2 separate regions of the Homo sapiens genome follow, and region 2 is linked to region 1. A link is a loop called in an ENCODE intact Hi-C map of the cell type or tissue named here. Cell type or tissue: HepG2. All regions are shown on one strand. Links, peaks and the distances in the headings refer to the core of each region. The heading gives the core; the rest is flanking DNA. Region 1 holds the start of CHRNA5 (cholinergic receptor nicotinic alpha 5 subunit). Region 2 holds the start of HYKK (hydroxylysine kinase).

Evidence for each region. Hi-C counts contacts between places; a loop is a spot of excess contacts. Peaks named below come from ENCODE experiments on the same cell type or tissue, not always from the same donor. Only the 100,000 strongest peaks of a DNase experiment are listed, where the experiment ranks them.
Region 2: a loop joins it to region 1, with 2.8 times the contacts of the local background. A loop is called at or near these places in 5 of 110 quality-filtered maps.

What each region holds. Positions count from the first base shown.
Region 1 is chr15:78,560,392-78,570,244 of GRCh38, reverse strand. It overlaps CHRNA5 (cholinergic receptor nicotinic alpha 5 subunit), which reads right to left and starts at 4,725. Exons shown (of 6, transcript NM_000745.4): 1 at 4,420-4,725. The coding sequence starts at 4,525. RefSeq lists a silencer at 4,438-4,527 and an enhancer at 5,338-5,527. In HepG2, for the core only: no CTCF peak of the experiment used is centred there; a DNase peak (open chromatin) is centred at 4,774; H3K4me3 peaks cover 1,719 bases.
Region 2 is chr15:78,501,692-78,511,923 of GRCh38, reverse strand. It overlaps HYKK (hydroxylysine kinase), which reads right to left and starts at 4,347. Exons shown (of 5, transcript NM_001013619.4): 1 at 4,253-4,347. In HepG2, for the core only: no CTCF peak of the experiment used is centred there; a DNase peak (open chromatin) is centred at 4,503; H3K4me3 peaks cover 1,869 bases.

The DNA.
Region 1 (9,853 bases), core at 1-8,000:
AAACAATATCATGTTTCCTCAAAGGAGAACAAAACATCTAAATTAACATTTTTCATCATAGAACAGAAAAGGATGATTTTAAATAATCCTTTCTATCATATTGTCATTATAAAACTATACCCAGGCCAGGCGCGGTGGCTCACGCCTGTAATCCCAACACTTTGGGAGGCCGAGGCAGGCGGATCACCTGAGGTCAGGAGTTTTCAAGACCAGCCTGGCCAAAATGGAGAAACCCCATCTCTACTAAAAATACAAAAATTAGCCAGGCATGGTGGCACATGCCTGTAATCCCAGCTACTTGGGAGGCTGAGGCAGGAGAATCACTTGAACCCAGAGGCAGAGGCTGCAGTGAGACAAGATCATGCCACTGCACTCCAGCCTGGGCGACAGAGTGAGACTCTGTCTCAAGAAAAAAAACAAAAACAAAAACAAAAAAAACACTATACCCATGCTGTTCTGTGGAACAGATGTTTAAAGAAACAAATTCTAAACTTCTTTCAAAAACAATTCCAGGCCGGGCACGGTGGCTCACACCTGTAATCCCAGCACTTTGGGACGCCGAGGCGGGCGGGTCATGAGGTCAGGAGATCGAGACCATCCTGGCTAACATGGTGAAACCCCGTCTCTACTAAAAATACAAAAAATTAGCCAGGCGTGGTGGCGGGTGCCTGTAGTCCCAGCTACTTGGGAGGCTGAGGCAGGAGAACGGCGTGAACCCGGGAGGCAGAGCTTGCAGTGAGCCGAGATTGCACCACTGCACTCCAACCTGGGCAACAGTGCAAGACTCCGTCTCAAAAAAAAAAAAAAAAAAATTCCAATATTTAACAACTCTAATTGTCGACATGCTTATTTAATAGTGAACTTAAACTATCATCTGATAATTTAATTCCAATGCTTTAAGAAAAATAATGCTATTAGAAGAAAAAGTTCTGTACTGAAATTACTGAACTAAAACTTCATATCCTAATTATAAAAAATTACTTGCTAGATCTCATTTGTAGATTATAGGTTGAAAAAAAGCTCAGAGTTCAATCCATAGGCTACATTAATAAATGCAGGTATATCTGCAGTGTATCAGGAAATACACAGACAAATGAAATCCTACCCTCCAGCTGCTCAGTCTAGTTCACATATTTAGTATTTCTTGGAAATCAAAATAATTTTAAATTGCAAATTAAATTGTGTATAAAGTTTACGTAAGGACATATATATAACAAAAGTAAAACTGACAGTCAGTATGTGTGTATTTCTGTTAGCTTCTGAAAATGTTAATGAAAATGACTAAAGATGAGAAGAAAAAAATCTTTCATAGCTCTCATTTTCTATGAATTATTTCATTTTCCTATTTCATTTTCAGCCACTACATATAGTAATTAAAATTAAGGTTCAGCCATTTAAAATGTCACATAGCGTGCAGCCATAAAAAAGAATGAGTTCATGTCCTTTGCAGGGACATGGATGAAGCTGGAAACCATCATGCTCAGCAAACTAACACAGGAACAGACACCAAACACCGCATGTTCTCTTTCATAAGTGGGAGTTGAACAATGAGAATCCATGGACACAGGGAGGGGAACATCACACATCAGGGTCTGTCGGGAGGTTGGGGGCAAGGGGAGGGAGAGCATTAGGACAAATACCTAATGCATGTGGGGCTTAAAACCTAGATGACAGGTTGATAGGTGTAGCAAACCACCATGGCACATGTATACCTATGTAACAAACCTGCAGGTTCTGCACATGTATCCCAGAACTTAAAGTAATATTTTAAAAAAAAAATTAAAAAAATAAAATGTCACACAGCTAAGAAATATAACCATTGGCTTTAAAATGTCACATAGCTAAGAAATAGTAAGAAATATAACTAGTTAGGTAGTTAATGACTATCTAACTTCCATAATCACTGTCCCAATCACAGGTCAGTTTAAAATGCTTGTATTATCTTGATGTACTAGTTCATTATACTTTAATATATTATACTTTAATTGTCTCCTGAGCCACTTTCCACAGCTCTGTGACCGTTCATCAGCCAAATAATAGCTGCGGGCTGACTAGATATTCTCTTTACCTGGGAACTGGCTCACAGAAAACCACAGGGAAAAGTTACTATTAAGAACCTAAGACGAATATGAAAACAATAAATTGTAAAAATAAAGGTAATTATATTTGAACTTAAAAAACTTAAAGTTGACTTAAAAACATCTACTACCGCCCTTTCATTTTAAAGAGAGAGAAACAAAGAATCAGCAAGGTCAAGTAATACGTCCAAGGAAACACAGACAGCGAGTGGCAGGTCTCCTATTTCCAGACAGTACTTTCAGCCACCCACATGGAACGACAGTTGTACACAAATGCATATTAACAGTTAAGAGCAAGTGTGCAATTACATCATCCATTCAGTATCACTTTGTTCTTCAAGATGATCACTTCTAAGAGCACACAGAATCTTATAATTTTCAAGGTGGAAGGGGGATCCTTTAATGGCCCCTCACCATCCAGATGGAGAAACTAATATCCAGAGAGGTAATACTGTTCCACTCCTTCCTTCCGCAAACCTTCACTGGGCTCCTACATTAAGGCAGGTGTTGGCGATACAAAGATAAACAAGAATCACAGTTCTTAAGGAGCTTACGTGGAAGCAGGAGGAAACAGAAGTGCAATAGAACCAGATGGTTATTATGAGAGAGATATTAACTAAGTGGGGCAGAAAGCAGGAACTAATCGATTTCACTTTGTTATAACACTGAACACCATGCATGAAGGGAGATAGCTATTTACACTATTTAATGCTTGGCTACAGTGTTCTATATTAAAAGACATGAAACAGATTTTTAAAGTTCAGTTTCATCAAAAGGGGTAGAGAACTACCATTTTCTCGAGTGTCAGGCACTGTGCCTGGCATTTTATATGCATTATTTAATCCTCAAAAGAACTCTGAGAGGTAAGCATGATTATTACCCCCATTTCTTTTCTTTTCTTTTTTTTTTTTTTTGAGACGGAGTCTCGCTGTGTTGCCCAGGCTGGAGTGCAGTGGCGCGATCTCGGCTCACTGTAACCTCCGCCTCTCGGGTTCACGTCATTCTCCTGCCTCAGCCTCCCGAGTAGCTGGGACTACAGGCGCGCACCACCACGCCCGGCTAATTTTTTTGTATTTTTAGTAGAGACGGGGTTTCACTGTGTTAGCCAGGATGGTCTCGATCTCCTGACCTCGTGATCTGCCCGCCTCGGCCTCCCAAAGTGCTGGGATTACAGGCGTGAGCCACCGCGCCCGGCCCGCCATTTCTTAAAGAAGGAAAACAGCTGAGAGAAGTTCGTCCAGTCAGGATGCACCAGAGCCATAATTTGAATACAGGTTTGCCTGGCTCCAAAATCACATTCCTTTCTTTCTGTTTAACTCTCTCTGCCCAGGATTTTCTTCATTTGTTTAAATCACCCTCCATCTTATTTCTCTTCGGTCTACACTAAGCAATACATCCTGCAATGAATTATTCTAGTCTTATTACTTCCTAAAATCAGGAGCCATAGATTAAAAACCTTAACAAAGGAAAGGCAAGAAAAGGTTCTTGCAATATTTCCACTATTTAAGAAACTCACTCATAAAACCTGAAATACAGACGTAGTGAACTTCTGTAATCATATCTTGCTTAACGGATGCTTAGCTTTTCTACGTTTAGATCACACCATAGCTGCTCCACAAACGTGTTTTTCTTCAAGGTATTGAGAGAACTGACTCTAAAACTTTCCCAAGCACTTGAAACATGTAGGACTACGCGATTTCTTTTGTTGTTTCCATTCCTGTCCAAAACCTCTTGAAAAACAGCAGGCTGAAAAAAGCTGTGCTCTAAGGAGCTAGTGAGGAACTCTGGATGCAAACGATTAGCCCCGAAGCCAGGGAAGTTGGCCGCCTAGCCTGCTACAACACACACCTTTCATCTCCGGCGAAAGGAAAGGTTTTCAAATGCTGCGGTGGGTAGGGGACAGGGATGGAGGAAGAGGCGGCGGGCAGGAGGTGGAAGATAAGTCCCAACCCCTAGAATGAACCCCAGAGTCTCTATATCCCGTAAATGGGCAACAAAATGGGAAGCTTGGCTGCCACCAGGACAGGAAAGCCCTGCTGGACAAGAGTGGCATCTTTTACTGAAAAAGTTGTGTGGAAGTATACGCTAAGCCAGCCTCGTAGTCTCCAGCGATGCAGGTCGTGGAACAACAAAGAAAACCCACCCAAGTAGCCCTTTCTCTGCATTTAAATGAGCAAATCTGGACATTTAAACTGAAACCTCACTCCAAGCCCCCAGGAGAAAAAAACCCACCTCCCCTCGCAACCAGGTTTTCCGGCGGCCGTCGCCTGGCGGCTTCCTGGGCACCGCGATGTGGAGTCCGGGCCAGCTCCCGCCCCGCCCCTCTGCAGCCCGGGCTTACCTCTCTGCGCGCCGCCCGCCGCGCCCGCTAGACCGCAGCGCCCCGCGACCAGCTGGACCAAGAGCAGCAGGCGGAGCGCGCGGGGCCCTGACCCCCGCGCCGCCATCGCCCCGCGCCCGCGCGGGACCGCGGGCAGCCGCCTCTCGACCGCCGCGCGGGGAACGCGAACTCTTGGGGAATGGAGCACTGAGTGTGAGTCGTGAGACAAAACGAGGGCAGACGCAGCAGAGGGGCCGCTCCGCGCCACAGCTCCCGCCGGGACAGCAGCCTCAGCCTAGCAGCTTCTGGCGGGCTCGGGACGCATGTGGAAGCTCCCGGCGCCTAGCCCCGCCCCTATTTCCCTCTGGCCCCGCCCAATCCTCGCCTTGTTCCTTTTGGCCCAGTCCGGTCTATTCATAGCCCCGCCTCCGATCCCCACCAACCCTTTCCCCACCCCGCCCCGCCTCTGGTCCAACCCTGTCTGCTCCTAGCTCCTCTTTTTCCACGCCTGGCCCAGCCCCATCGCCCTGGCCCCCGCCTCCAGGCCTTCCTTTGGGCAGGTGCGACCCTGGAGCAGAGTTCCAGGAAGGCAAAGACTTGAGGCTGGCATCGCAGGCGCGTCCTTCTCTAACCACCGGATGTCCTTGGCCTAGTCACTGCACACCTTAAGATAACAGCTATTCATTGATGTCTGCTCTGTGCTCAGCACCAAAAGGGGAAGCAGAGGGACAGATTGCTCCCAGCTGATAGAAAATGTAAATAAAGTAATTCCGAGTTGTGATCAGAAAGAAACAAGCTGGAGGCTGGGGCAGAATCACAGTGGTGGGGGACTTGCTCCAGGCTGCAGCGCTCTCCATGGGCCCCGCTGCCCACTCAAGTCTTTCTCACCAGGAAGTACCAGTCGCAGCTTGACTGCCTCCTGGGGCTGTCGTGTCAGCCAAGGGGTCCCCACCAGGAGACCTGTGTTGTGGACCAGCGAGACAACCCTGGGCAAGTCACTTTCCTCTCTGGGCCTGTTTCCTCGTCTGGAAGCGAGGAACCGAGGCAGATAAACTAGAGGACTCGGGAAGGTACAGCTCTGACACTCACTCAAGCCATCCCCGGAAATGATATGCAGTCGCCTCAAACGTGGGCATCGCCCTCCGTGTTGTCATCAATTAACATTTGTAAATATTAGTGACTATCTGCTACAGACACTTAGCACCTCTGGTGGAGATTGGTGCCGACTGCTGGAAACCCGTCTCAAATCCCTCCAGACCCTATATTTCATCCTCTCTGTCCATAATTAGAAAGCTTCATTTGGCTGAAGGGATTCAGGCGAATTATCTTTAAACTTCAGTGGCAGAGGGAGCCGCTGACTCTTCACAGAACGCTTTATGGAGGTGACACCTCTAAGACTCATTGTGAGCAAAAATTTCACTCCACCCTCCAGACTAGTAAATCTGTGAAAAACTAAACCTGGTTGCAAAGAATCTAAACAGCAAAATTCAGTGAAGATGCTCTTCTTAGGTCCAAATACAGCTGGAAAAATGTAAATTACATCCAATGGAGCCAATCTGTTTAAACAGGACTTAAACAAAGGGGCCACAGAAAAGGGATGCACAAGATGTTAACCAGATTAGTAATTAATTGCACTTCTGCACAGAAATGAAAGACAGTACCTATCATCCTTTCACTGCAAATTTACATTTTACTCTGAAGAATTTATGGGACTTACAGGCACTTATGCAATTCATCCTAACAGTGTTTGGATGACTTTAAAATGTTATTCTGCTTTTACAGCTAACTGATTTGAAACAGAGGAGTTGAATAACTGCTGAAGGTCACAGTACCTGTCAGTGGCAAAACTAGAATGAAATGGTTGTCAGTGCAGCCACTGCAAGTATAATTGGAACTCCTAGATGTTATATCAATAATCATGAGAATGATGGTTATTTACATAATCTATGAAAAACACTATTAATTGTTGCTATTAAGTGAAAGGCAAAGCGTGACATTTGTTGGGCATTTTAAAATCCAAACAAATAATCAGAATATAATGTCTACATCTTACATGGTTTTTCCAGGGGGATACGCCAATTACTCATGGTTGCTGGATATGGTGCTACACCTGACTCTGATAACAGGCATCTTCACACTGCTAGGAGACATTAGCTGACCAAATGACAATGAAAATTGCTGCTGTTGCTGCAGCCACCACCTACAAAGTTCCCCTAAAGTGGCATCTATCTACCAACTTTCTGAGACTTAGCCAAAGGGACTATTACACAGTTCTTGCATCCCAGACACCACCTTTTCCTCTGAAGATTGTGGAATTTTTATTACACTTTCCTGTCTTCATTTATCCTTCCTTCTCCCCTCTTCTGAATATCCAAACCCACGCTTTCTTCAAGGCTCATTTCAAATGCCACCTGCCTTCTCTTTATCTATTTCTCCATAATTATGTTCTCTACTAGATAGTGGATTTCTCAGCCTAGAGGCTATGTCTTTTTTTTTTTTTTTTTTTTTTTTTTTTCCTAGTAGAGACAGGGCTTTACTCTTGCCCAGGCTGGAGTGTGTAGCAGTGTGATGATAGCTCACTGTGGCCTCAACCTCCAGGGCTCAAACTCAAGCGATCCTCCCTCCCCTGCCTATCAAGTAGCTGGGATTACAGGGGTGCACCCCTACAACCAGCTAATTTTTTTAGTTTTGATTTTTTTGTTTGTTTCTTTCTTTTTTTTTTTTTTTTGGTAGAGACAAGGTCTAACTATGCTGTCTAGGCTTGTCTCAAACTCCTGGGCTCAAGAGATCCTCCCACCTCGGCCTCCCAGAATGCTGGGATTAGGAGTGTGAACCACCATACCCAGCGGGGCTATGTCTTGTTCACCTTTATAATACCTACTTGCCAGTCAGTACCTTGCCATAGAAAGTAGAATTTAACAATTATCTTAACACTGCTAAGTAATGGGGACTGTAAGAATTTAAACACGTTTTAATATGCTAGTTCATTTAGTATCAATATTACAGGAGTGGTACTTTTATTATCCTTGTTTTGGCCAACACCTTCTCAGTTCTCTTGGCAGGTTCCTCCTCTTCTACCCAGGCTTTGCATGTTGGAAATTCCAGAGGCTCAAATCTGGGACCTATTCTGTCTCTGTAAACTTCCCCCCTCAGTGATCTTATTCACTTCCCTGGCTGTAAATACCATCCATATATTGATGATGACCAGATTCATACTCAGATAGGTGCTGATCTCACCTCTGAGCTCCAGTGTATTTGACTATGTACTTTACATCATAATCACTTAGTTATGTCACTTAAGATGTTCCAAACCATGTTATCCTCTTAGCCTTCCCATCTCAATCAATGATACCACCATCTGACTAATTACTCAAGCTAGAAAACTGGAAGTCATCCTGAGTTCCTCCCTCTGCTTCACCCACCGAGTCTAATTCAACTCTAAGTGCTATTTACCTGGAATTTATTTATTTATTTATTTATTTTTATGTATTTATTTTTAAGAAGGAGTTTCACTCTTGTTGCCCAGGCTGGAGTGCAATGGTGCGATGTCAACTCACTGCAACCTCTGCCTCCCAGGTTCAAGTGATTCTCCTGCCTCAGCCTCCCAAGTAGCTGAGATTACAAGCATGCGCCACCAGGCCCAGCTAATTTTGTATTTTTAGTAGAGATAGTGTTTCACCATGTTGGTCAGGCTGGTCTCGAACTCCAGGTGATCCACCTGCCTCAGCATCCCAAGGTGCTGGGATTACAGGTGTGAGCCACCGTGCCTGGCCAGCCTTGAATTTATTTTGAATCCATCTCTTGTATCTCCTTTCCACTCCTAGTTTATTCAAATGCATCTCTATCTTAGACTCCTGCCCCAGCCTCTCACTGGGTCTCCTTCCCTGCATCCTCCAACACACTCTCCAGATGGCAGCCTGAGTGATTGTCTTCAAACAGAAACAAAATCCCAAGTCCTTGTCATGATTCTTAGAGGGGCCCCCGCTACGCTCACAAACTCCACATCACACCCCTCCCCTTTGCATGCTAAATTCCAGCCACATGGGCCCCTTCAGTCCAGGAACCACCAAGCCCAGTCCCACCCTAGGGCCTTCACACATGCTGTTCCCTCTGCCTGGACTAATCTCTCTCCACCCCTCCTCCTCCTCTGCCTTGCCTAACTCCTACTCCTCCTTCAGCACTGGGCTGATCGTCACTTCTTGTATGAAAGCAATCTCTCTAAGTTGGGCCCTGTACTCCCTCTGCTCATTACTTTCACTGAATAAATGAATCCAAAGATCTGAGAGCTAGCGAGCTAGAAAATAGTGGGCAGGGATTCGAATCCAGGTGACCTGACTTCAAGGACTTAACCATTCACTAAACTAAAGTTAATCTCTTTAAGCCCTATTACTAACTTTTTAAACAGTGCCATAAAACCTGCCTCACAGAATGTAAAGTTCATAAAGTCCTTAGCACAGTGCTTGAGTGTTCAATAGATGGTAGCTATTATTATTTATGTAGCAATTATTCTCTGACGTACTTTCATCCTTACAAAACCCTTAAGTAAAGGGCAGTTGGTGCTTTGGAGTTAAAAAGAGAGTGCATGGAAAGGGAATTAGGAGGCCAAGTAAATAGCAGACATCAAAAATAAACATTGTCATCTGTGAGTGGTATGGCCTAATGAGTTGTCTTTTATATCAATGTTGTTCACTTTTCTTTTTTATAATGGGGTCAACTGAGCTAAATTCAGAGCTAGGCAGCTTCTCTGAATCTTCCATTCAGCACTTCTATTATGGCTTGGTAATAAATTCTGCCGTGAGCCTTTAAGATGAAAGCCAAACTGAAAAGTTAATTAAAGATAAAAATGGATGCTGTCAATTTTACTGCTGAAATTAAATTCATTTTCACAGATTAAAAGAAAAAAGCAAGTTTTGATGGGATATTAAAATTCAATCCTTCATAAGAAATGATATAAGAAGTAAAGGTCTCTTTCAAGGGCTATTTCAGTGACCACAATCAAAATGTAAAAGTACAGACATATTTTAATGTGGAGAGTTTTAAAGAAGAAAATTAATTTGCCACATTTTTATTAGATTGTAATAACTAAATAGTAATGCATAAAATCAAATATCACAAAAATATAAGCCATATATAAAACTAAGCCTTCTCAATAGAATTTAATAATAGCGTATATATCACACAATGTCACAGGTTCAATTACCAATAGAAAAACGCATGTTAATAAGGAAATGGCAATTCAGCTACCAAACATTTTTTTTTTTTTTGAGATGGAATTTCACTCTTGTTGCCCAGGATGGAGTGCAATGGCGCGATCTCAGCTCAGTGCAACCTCCGCACCCCAGGTTCAAGTGATTCTCCTTCCTCAGCCTCCCAAGTATTGGCATTACAAGCATGCGTCACCACGTCTGGCTAATTTTGTATTTTTAGTAGAGATGTTTCACCATGTTGGCCAGGC
Region 2 (10,232 bases), core at 1,048-9,047, 59 kb after region 1:
AGCCTAAGGGAAGACATTCTTGAGAAGATAGATTTGAATTTTTATCTTTAAAGATAGAGATGGGGGTCTCACTTTGTTGCCCAGGTTGGTCTCAAACTCCTGGTCTCAAGCGATCCTCCCACTTACGCCTCCCAAAGTGCTGGGATTACAGGTGTGAGCCACTGGACCTGGCCTGAATTGATTTTTTTTTTTTTATTTTTTTCAGACAGGGTCTTGCTCTGTCGCCCAGGCTGGAGTGCAATAGCATGACTACAACTCACTGCAGCCTCAACCACCAGGCTCAATGATCCTGAACCTCAGCCTCCTAGGTGGCTGGGACTACAGAAGCCACCATATCAGGCTAATTTTTTGTATTTTTTGCAGAGACAGGCTTTCACCATGTTGGCCAGGCTGGTCTTGAATTTCTGGGCTTAAGTGATCTGCCTGCCTCTGCTTTGTAATCCCAAAGTGCTGGGATTACAGGCATGAGCCACCACGCTGGGCCTTGAATTTTTAAGTATGATTTGGATACATGGGCGGGGGAGGAGACTGTTTTCTTTCTCTTGGTAATTCCACCCTCTGCTACCCACACCTGGTATATTTTCTGAGCATCCAGCTACATATGAAAGACAATGTAGGTCTTCTGAACATGCTTCAGGAACCAAATATTTAAGGTCGTTAGAATCTCATGCTGTTTTCCCAAAATAGTTTTATTCTAATCCTTCTTTCATACTAAGTTGTAAATAATTGATAACATCGTGAGGGTGAGCTGCATTTTAGGGTATGTTTTGATTGCTGTTCAGGGGATACAGTACTATATAAAAATAATCTTATGGGCTGGGCACAGTGGCTCATACCTGTAATCCCAGCCAGCACTTTGGGAAGCCAAGGTGGGAGAACACTCAAGGCTAGGAGTTCGAGACTAGTCTGGGCAACATAATGAGACCCGCTTCTCTATTTAAAAAAAAAAAAAAAAAAAAAAAAAAGAATCTCATGAAGAGTTAGCTTTTGTGGAAAGTGGAAGATGTATTGCTTCTGACAGGGAAGGGGCATGAGAGAACTTTCTGAGAGGCAAGTGTTCTACATCTTGATTAGGCTTTGGCGACATGGCTTACATTTGTCAAAACTTAACTTAAAACCTAAGTAAACTAGTAAGATCTGTGAATATCACTGAATGTAAAATTTACCTCTAAAAAAGAAAGAGCGCTTCTGAGAAATTGGCTAGGACAGAGGAGGTGGATCTTAGGACTTTCTTGGAACTCTAAAAATCAGACCATATGCCTGTTAATGCCTAATTTATTTGGCTGTATCATAGCAAAAACCCACCTAACTCCAGTGAGGGAAAGGGGATAACATTCAGGGAGATATACCAGAAATCTCCTATATGACCCCCTCCCTGCCTCAGTCCTAGGACTATGGCCTGATGACTCAAGTTAAAATAAGGGTAGGTAAAGACAGTGGTTCACGCCTGTAATCCCACCACTTTGGGAGGCTGAGGTGGGTGGATCACCTGAGGTCAGGAGTTTGAGACCAGCCTGGCCAACATGGCGAAACCCCATCTCTACTAAAAATAAAAATAAAAATAAAAAAAAAATTAGCCGGGCATGGTGGCCGGCGCCTATAATTCCAGCTACTCAGGAGGCTGCGGCAGGAGAATCACTGGAACCCAGAGGGGTGGAGGTTGCAGTGAGATGAGACTGCGTCACTTCACTCCAACCTGGGCGAAAGACCAAAATTCCATCAAAAAGAAAGAAAAGTAAAGAAAAGAAAGAAAAGAGAGAAGAGAGAGCAAGAGAAAGAAGAAAGAAAGAAAGAAAGAAAAGAAAGAAGAAAGAGAGAGAGAGAAAGAAAGAAAAGAAAGAAAGAAAAAAAAAGAGAAGAGAAAATAAGGGAGAGGTAACCCTCAAACGCTAACCACCCCCTAGCCCCTGCCATGGCCTTCCCTGATCCTCCTACCCAAAGTGATTGCTCCAGCCTCTTAACTTGCATAGCTTGTGCCACTGATCGGTTTCCATCACCTGTTACTGCAAGTTAATGCCTTCTTGACAATCATGTTTCCTGTTTACTTTCTAACCAGGCATTTGCTTTCAGAAGCAAGTTAAGCCGTTCAGATTTTGTTCACTGAAGGTACTGTGACAAAGCCTAAATGGAGTTTCAAAACAATCTTTGCACTTGAAACTTCTGGGAACCAACATATCCTGTCACACTGTATTTAGGCTTAAAACTTTACAAGGAATTTTAACATTCTTTCTGGAGATATGTAAACTGGTATAAGGTAAGTATTCAAAATGCAATATGGACTGAAGCATTAACTCCAAGATGAAATCCTGGAGTCATTTTCAACTCCCAAAGCGTTAACGATGTCAGAACAATTCTGAATTTGAAATGAATGATAAGTTCTTAAAGTTGTAAGGAACCTTAGAGGCAACTGGTGAAGGCCAATCTCCTTTCTATTCCAGATGTTCCCATACAATCTTTGACTTGTTAAGCTCCTCTTAGGAGAGCGCTGTTTTCCATAGCCATGTAAAGCAAGGTTGTTAGCTCTGGCCATCCAAATAGACTGATGTAATAAAAGGCTGTGCTGGGAGAAATAGGACATATTTTAGTCCCAGTTCTGCTACCTAACCTCTGAAACTCTGGACTAGTCATGTCTCCTCTAAAACAGAGTTGGATTAGATTATTACTAAAAGTCTCCTCTAGCTCTAGTATTCCATGCCACTAAAGTTCTTTAAGTTCGCCTTTTTTCTTTATATAAGCGCTCCATATCATAGAACTAATGGCACAGATCAAGTCAACTCTTGAGAGTAAATAAAAACAAAGAAAAAAATATGTTTATCAGACATGTCTGTCTTAACCAAATGTCTCCTTTGTATGGAGGGGAATTTTTTTTTTTTTGTTTTTGAGACAAGGTCTCTGTCACCCAGTCTGGAGTACAGTGGCACAATCACTGCTTACTGCAGCTTCCAACTCCTGGGCTCAAGGGATCCTCCCACCTGAGCTTCCCAAATAGCTGGGACTGCAGGCAGGTGCCACCATGCCTGGCCTTTTTTTTTTTTTTTTTTTTGGAGAGAGAGGGTCCCACTATGTTGCCCAGGCTGGTCTCGAACTTCTGGGCTCAAGCAATCCTCCTACCTTGGTCTCCCAAAGTGCTGGGATTACAGGTGCAAGCCATCATGGCTGTCTTTTTGATTTTATTATTTTTATTTTTTTAGAGACAGTGTCTCGCTATGTTGCCCACTCACACATTTTTAAAAATTATTAACTTTTTTTCCTACTTCATTGAAAGGGAGAGGAGGAATTCAGGTACTATAGGCTGTTGGTCTATATATCCGGCCAACAGTATTTAGCTCCTGAAAAAGCCCGCAGGAAGCAAGTGTGATTTCCAACTCCAAGATCTGCGTCAGAATCTCACCACCTTTGTCCTGCAGCCGGGAGGGGGCTGGAACTTAAGCTCTGTACTTTGTGCAAAGTATACCAGACAAGAAACAGGAGTCATTCTTGATTCTTTCCTGTCCCTCACTCCCAACGTGTAACAAAGTCTAGTAAATTCTACCTTAGCATGTCTTCCAACTCTACCTTTCTTCTCCTACATTCCCTTTTGCTGCGTCCTTCCAAGGGATTATACCCAGTCAATCTCTGTATTCTCAGCCCCTAGGCTAGTCCCTTATTTAATATTAAATGGTGAACCAAGGGTGACCTTCATTCCACAGACTCACGGGGCAGTTCAACCCCAAGGGGATCATGAAACAGAAAGGTGGGGAATCTAGCATCTGCAGTTTTTCAAAGACAACAGTGCATTACTAGGTGCTTTTAAGGGTCTTCCTGGTGGGTGAAGGGGAAAAAGTGGTGGGTGAGCGGGCTGCAGAGGGGCTGCTGAACCAAGAGGCAGGAAAAGAGAGGAGGAGGGCGCATGAGTAAGTGAGGTTCAGCGGAGCTCAGAGACTGCTCCCAGTAGACACCGGCCAGGCGCCGGCACAGCCCTCGGCCAGCGACCCCACACAGACCCGGGAGGGCTGGCCTCGACAGCTTCTCGGGTGCCACGCTTTCATTCTGGGGGCCCAGCTCAGCCCTCCTAGGTTACAGGTGAGGTCCGGGAAGAAGGGTGACTTGCCCATCACGCACGCAGCGAGCTGAGGATAGCGCGGGCTGGAGGAGCCTGAGGCATAGGACTCCCGGCTCCACACTTGCAGCGAGCCTCCCTGCCCTCGGGGGCGACCCCGACTCCCGCAGCGGGGACGCAGGGCTCGTCTCTGCTTCCCCCTCCTTGGCTCACCGGCAGCGACCCGACGTCCTGGGGTGGATCCCGCTTTCCCGCAGACAGGTAGTGCGGCCTCGGCCGCGCACCGGCGCTAGGAGGTAGAGCAGGGGCCGCAGCGCCCGCGCCCCTCCTCCAAGCCCCGCGAGTCCTGACTTCTGATTGGCTCCTCCCGGTCCCTCGCCGCCCAGTCAGCGCAGACTACTGGATTTTTTTCCCGGCCCCGCCTAGGAGGCTGCGAACAGAAATTCAGAGATTCGGCTTCTGTTGACTTTCTGCAACTCCGCCCAGCCTTCTCACAGTGAGTATCCCAGTCAGAATCCGGCTACCTTTTCATGAACCGGACTCCTTATTCCTGATTGGCTCTCCGGGTTGCCGCCCCACCCCGAGTGGGCAGGCTTTCGGCTCTTGAGTGGCACCTCCGAGTTTCGCAGGGTCCACGTTGTCGTGGCGGTAACACTGACAGCTCCTCACCCGCATCCACGTTTTTGTTTCCTAGCCTTCATTCCTTCTGTTGGAGGCACGTATCCTGGAAGTGATACGCTTAGAAAGCGTGGCCCCAGAGAGACTCGCAATCCCAGCCCCAGGAACTGTAAGGGTCCTGATTGGAAGGCCTGAGTAAGGCCTGGCTGCGTTCCGCAGGAGGATGCTGGAATGTTAGAACCCGAACAGTTTAGGCAGGGCGCAGATGGCTCACGCCTGTAATCCCAGAAATTTGGGAGACCGAGGCGGGAGGATCACCTGAGGTCAGGAGTTCGAGACCAGCCTGGCCAACATGGTGAAACCCCTCTCTACTAAAAATACAAAAATTAGACTCAGGGGGTATGTCTGCAGCTGCAGAAAGATGTATGGGAACAGACACACAACTCTCCCTCCGAGATAAGCACAACAAAGAGACACAGAAGCAGTCCAAGCCTCTGATAAACTCTCCCACTCCGAATCCTTAAAAACTTACTTAGTCTGTAAGAGAGTGTGCCTCTGACCTAACTTGGCCAGACGCCCCTCTCAGGTTTTCTCTAAAATAAACCTCTTATGACCACCAAGCCACTTTTCGTGTTTCTTTCCTCTTTCTTTAATTCTTACACCGAGTAGTTGGGATTACAGGGGCCCACCACCACGCCTTTATCTAGGTAGTGGAATCAGTGGGCTCTCTTTCTGCAGGAAAGTCCGCAGAGACCCCATGATTTTCAGAAAGCTGCACGAGATTCATGGAGTAACAGCCAGGTTAGTTGGATGGTCTTAACTGTTAAGGGCATGAGGCGCTGATAAACAGCTTGATGCCCTTCTCCAGCCAAGCAGGACTTCTCCGATAAGTCAGAGCCCTCTATCTACTGTAGGCTACTGGAAGAGAGTCCTGGGTACTGGTCCACTCATGCCTGCAAATTGGTTTCTTATTTTGTTTTTGCCAATGCACATCCACCCTTTGTTTTCTGTCAGGATATAACACACTCGGATTATCTATAGTCACCCTGATTAACTTGGATGATTCCCAGACCCCTATCAACCACCTACTGAGGGAAGCTTCTTCTCCTGCTTTAGATATGGTTCTTACCTGCTTCACTTCTAATCTCCAAAAGGCAGGGCTGTTTTTCACAACCCCAGGGGAACATAATTAATATCTCATTCCTTTAGATTGTCAAAGAGTGATTTTGACTTGGATTTTTCTGTAACCAGAATTGGAATCCTATTGGCTCCCTTAGGCCCCTCTGCATGCTTTTTGCCTTGAGTGGCTTCTGAGTTATTTCCACCTGTCATTATTCCAGCTCTACTGGTCTTTCTCTACTTCTCTTGGGATGAGGGAATGGGAATTAAGATTGAATCTGGAAATTGTGAGAATTGGAGGCAGGGCTATTGGATCCACAACTGCCCTCTTTGGTATGTGCATTTCCACTCCCTGAATTCTTCTGAAATATAGTATTTGGTAGGGTGTGGTGGCTCACGCCTGTAATCCGAGCATTTGGGGAGGCCGATGGAGGTGGCTTACTTGAGTTCAGGAGTTTGAGACCCGCCTGGATAACATGGTGAAACCCCATCTCTACTAAAAAGACAAAAATTAGCCGTGCGTGGTGGCTAGCGCCTGTAATCCCAGCTCCTAGGAGGCTGAGGTAGGAGAATCGCTTGAACCTGGGAGATGGAGTTTGCAGTGAGCCGAGATCGCACCACTGCACTCCAGCCTGCATGACAGAGCAATACTGTCTCAAAAAAGAAAAAAAAAAATGTACTTTGTAAATTGCCTTTTTCACTTTAAGTGACCATTTCCTTGTTTTAAAGAATATCCTCGGCCGGGCGCGGTGGCTCACGCCTGTAATCCCAGCACTTTGGGAGGCCGAGGCAGGCGGATCACAAGGTCAGGAGATCGAGACCATCCTGGCTAACACGGTGAAACCCCGTCTGTACTAAGAATACAAAAAAATTAGCCGGGCATGGTGGCGGGCACCTAGAGTCCCAGCTACTCGGGAGGCTGAAGCAGAATGGTGTGAACCCAGGAGGCGGAGCTTACAGTGAGCCGAGATCGCGCCATTGCACTCCATCCTGGGCGACGGAGCGAGACTCCGTCTCAAAAAAAAAAAAAAATAATAATATCCTCATACATAAATCTTTCGTGCACTTTATGTGTTTAAAACTGCTCAGCATCATATTACTAGGTATAAGAGAATAAACACTTTTAAGGCCTTTTTATTTTTTGAGACAGGGTCTCACTCTGTCACTCGGGAGTGCAGTGGCGTGATCTCAGCCCACTGCAACCTCCGCCTCCTGGGGTCAAGGGATCCACCCACCTCAGCCTCCCGAGTAGCTGGGACTACAGGTGCGCATCACCACGTCCGGCTAATTTTTTGTAGAGACGGGTTTCGCCATGTTTCCCAGGCTGGTCTTGAACTCCTGGGTTAAGCAATCCTCCCACCTCAGCCTGGCAAAATGTTGGGATTAGGGGCGTGAGCCACTGCACCCGGTCTAAGCCTCTTAATACATGTTGTCAAATCATGTTTTCCTCTCAATAATACCAACATTGGATTTTAAACATTTACAACATTTACAACATTTTAAAAAGTTCCACCAATGTAAGACAAGATGCGTTGTCATTTTTTTTTTTTTTCTTGAGACAGAGTCTTGCTCTGTCGCCCAGCCTGGAGTACAACAGTGCGGTCTCAGCTCACTGCAACCACCGCCTCCTGGGTTCAAGCGATTCTCCCGCCTCAGCCTCCCGAGTAGCTGGGACTACAGGCACATGCCACCATACCCAGCTAATTTTTGTATTTTTAGTAGACACGGGGTTTCACTATGTTGGCCAGGCTGGTCTCGAACTGACCTCGTGATCCGCCCGCCTTGGCATCCCAAAGTGCTGGGATTACAGGTGTGAGCCACCGTGTCCGGCCAGATATGTCATTTTAAGCGGGGCATGGTGTTGCATGTCTATAGTCCCAGCTACTCCAGGAGGCTTGGGCAGGAAAAGTGCTTGAGCCCAGGAGTTCGAGGTCAGCCTGGGCCACATAGTGAGACCCGTTTCTAGGGGGGAAAAATGTCATGTCATTGTATTAACGTTTCTTCAGTTGGCTACTGGAGCACTTTTAAGTAGTTGCTCTCAAACATAGCTCAGTGGCTGGTCATGGTGGCTCATGCCTGTAATCCCAGCAGTCTGGGAGGCTGAGGTGGGAGGACTGATTGAGGCCAGGCGTTCAAGACCAGCCTGGGCAACACAGTGAGACCCCCACCTCTATTTTTATAATTTTTTTAAAAAAGAGCTCAGCGATAAAAAAAAAAAAAAAACAAAACTGGAGTGAAACAAAATGAACAATTTGCAGTGAGATTATGGACATGATTTTACATTATAAAACAATGTCTCATAAAACAATATCCCAGCAGTTTTATGATACTTCCTTTATATATTACAAGTTGTTTAAAATGCTCAAAATTGGCTTTAGTTTCCACGGTGGGCTACAGCTAAAGCAGCACTTAGAGGAAAATTTAAATATTTACATTTACATTGGAGGAAAAGTGTTACAAAGCTGGGGGAAAGGAGGAAATTAAATAAGTAACAGAAAGGAAATACTTCAGAGCAGAAACCAATAAAACAAAACAAACCGGGCACGGTGGCTCATGCCTGTAATCCCAGCACTTTGGGAGGCCCCGGTGGGCGGATCACAAGGTCAGGAGTTTGAGACCACCCTGGCCAACATGGTGAAACCCCGTCTCTACTAAAAATACAAAACAAATTAGCCAGACATGGTGGCGCATGCCTGTAATCACAGCTACTCGGGAGGCTGAGGCAGGAGAATCACTTGAACCCGGGAGGTGGAGGTTGCAGTGAGCCGAGATCGCACCATTGCACTCCAGCCTGGGCAACAGAGCCAGATTCCGTCTCAAAAAGAAAAAAAAAAAAAAAAAATCCAAAACCAAAACCAAACAAAAAACCAGAAAACAATGGAGAAAATAATGTAAAAAATTGGCTCTTTAAAAAATTAACTCAATTTCTAACCCTTTAGAAAGACTAATCAAGGAAAAAAAAGAAAACACAAATTACCAATATTGGTAATAAAAAGGGACCCTGCCACAGATCATATAGATATTGATAGGGAAATACTGAAAAAAATGCTTAAAATTCAGTACTAACACCACATAAACACAAAATTCACAGTGACAACACACTTATTTAAAAGACAGGGTCTTGCTGTCACCCAGGCTGGAGTGCAGTGGCATAAATCATAGCTCACTGCAGCCTCAACCTAGGCTCAAGCGATCCTCCTGCCTCAGCCTCCCAACTAGCTGGGACTACAGGTGCACAGCACCACACCAAACTAATTATTATTATTTTTTAAGAAACAGGGTCTTGCTATGTTGCCCAGGGTGGGGTCAAATTCCTGACTTCAAGTGATCCTCCTGCCTCCTGCCTTGGCCTCCCAAAGTGTGAACCACCTCGCCTGGCCACACTTGTCATTATACCAGCAAATTTTGTGAGAATTACATATGCATCTGCTTTTGCAATAAATGCATTTTTCAAGTACAGAACACAGGTTTACAACATACATCAAATCAAAATGGTAAATCTGAAGCTACTTTGTAATTAAAAAGCAAAATTAGCATCAAGTGAAAACTGTAAACCAACTAAATGCTACACTGATGAAGCTCTTAAGTTTCCTCCTAGACTGCATATTCAAACTATCAGCTTGTGCCTATGTTGGTATTAGCCTTTAGGTAATGCAAACTTCTTAGAATACTAAATTGGAATCCTTAGAAAATTCTAATAAAGTGCCAATTATGGTTTATGATTACTGAATTCTAAGAAATAAACCTTACTCTTTTAGGTTGCTAATAATAGTGGGAAGAAAGGATACGTCTTTTTGGATGAGTGTCCCCGCCCAAATCTCATGTCGGATTGTAATCCCCAGTGTTGGAGGTGGGGCCTGGTGGGAGGTGACTGGATTATGGGGGTGGTTTCTTATGGTTTAACACCATCCCCCTTGGTGTTGTCCCAATAGTGAGTTCTCCTGAGATCTAGTTGTTTAAAAGTGTGTGGCACCTCCCCTGTCTCTCTGTTCCTCCTGCTCTGGCCACGTGAAGTGCTTGCTCCCACTTAATCTTCCACCTTGATTGTAAGTTTCCTGAGGCCTCCCCAGAAGCCAAGCAGATGCCAGCATCATGCTTCCTGTACATCCTGCAGAACCATGAGCCAATTAAACCTCTTTTTAAAATAAATTACCCAGTCTCAGGCATTTCTTTATACCAATGCGAGAACAAACAAATACACCTGGGATCCTGGCTCCCAGCTTCCGATGACTTGTTTCATGAACACTAATGAACGGGCAGCACAGGGAGCAGGCATCCTCAGCTGCTCCTGGATGGCATCTGGATGGCGGGACATTTCATTTTTGCTTTTTTTTTTTTTTTTTGAGACAGAGTCTCACTGTTTCGCCCAGGCTGGAGTGCAGTGGCGTGAACTCTGCTCACTGCAAACTCTGCCTCCCGGGTTTATGCTATCCTCCTGCCTCAGCCTCCCAAGTAG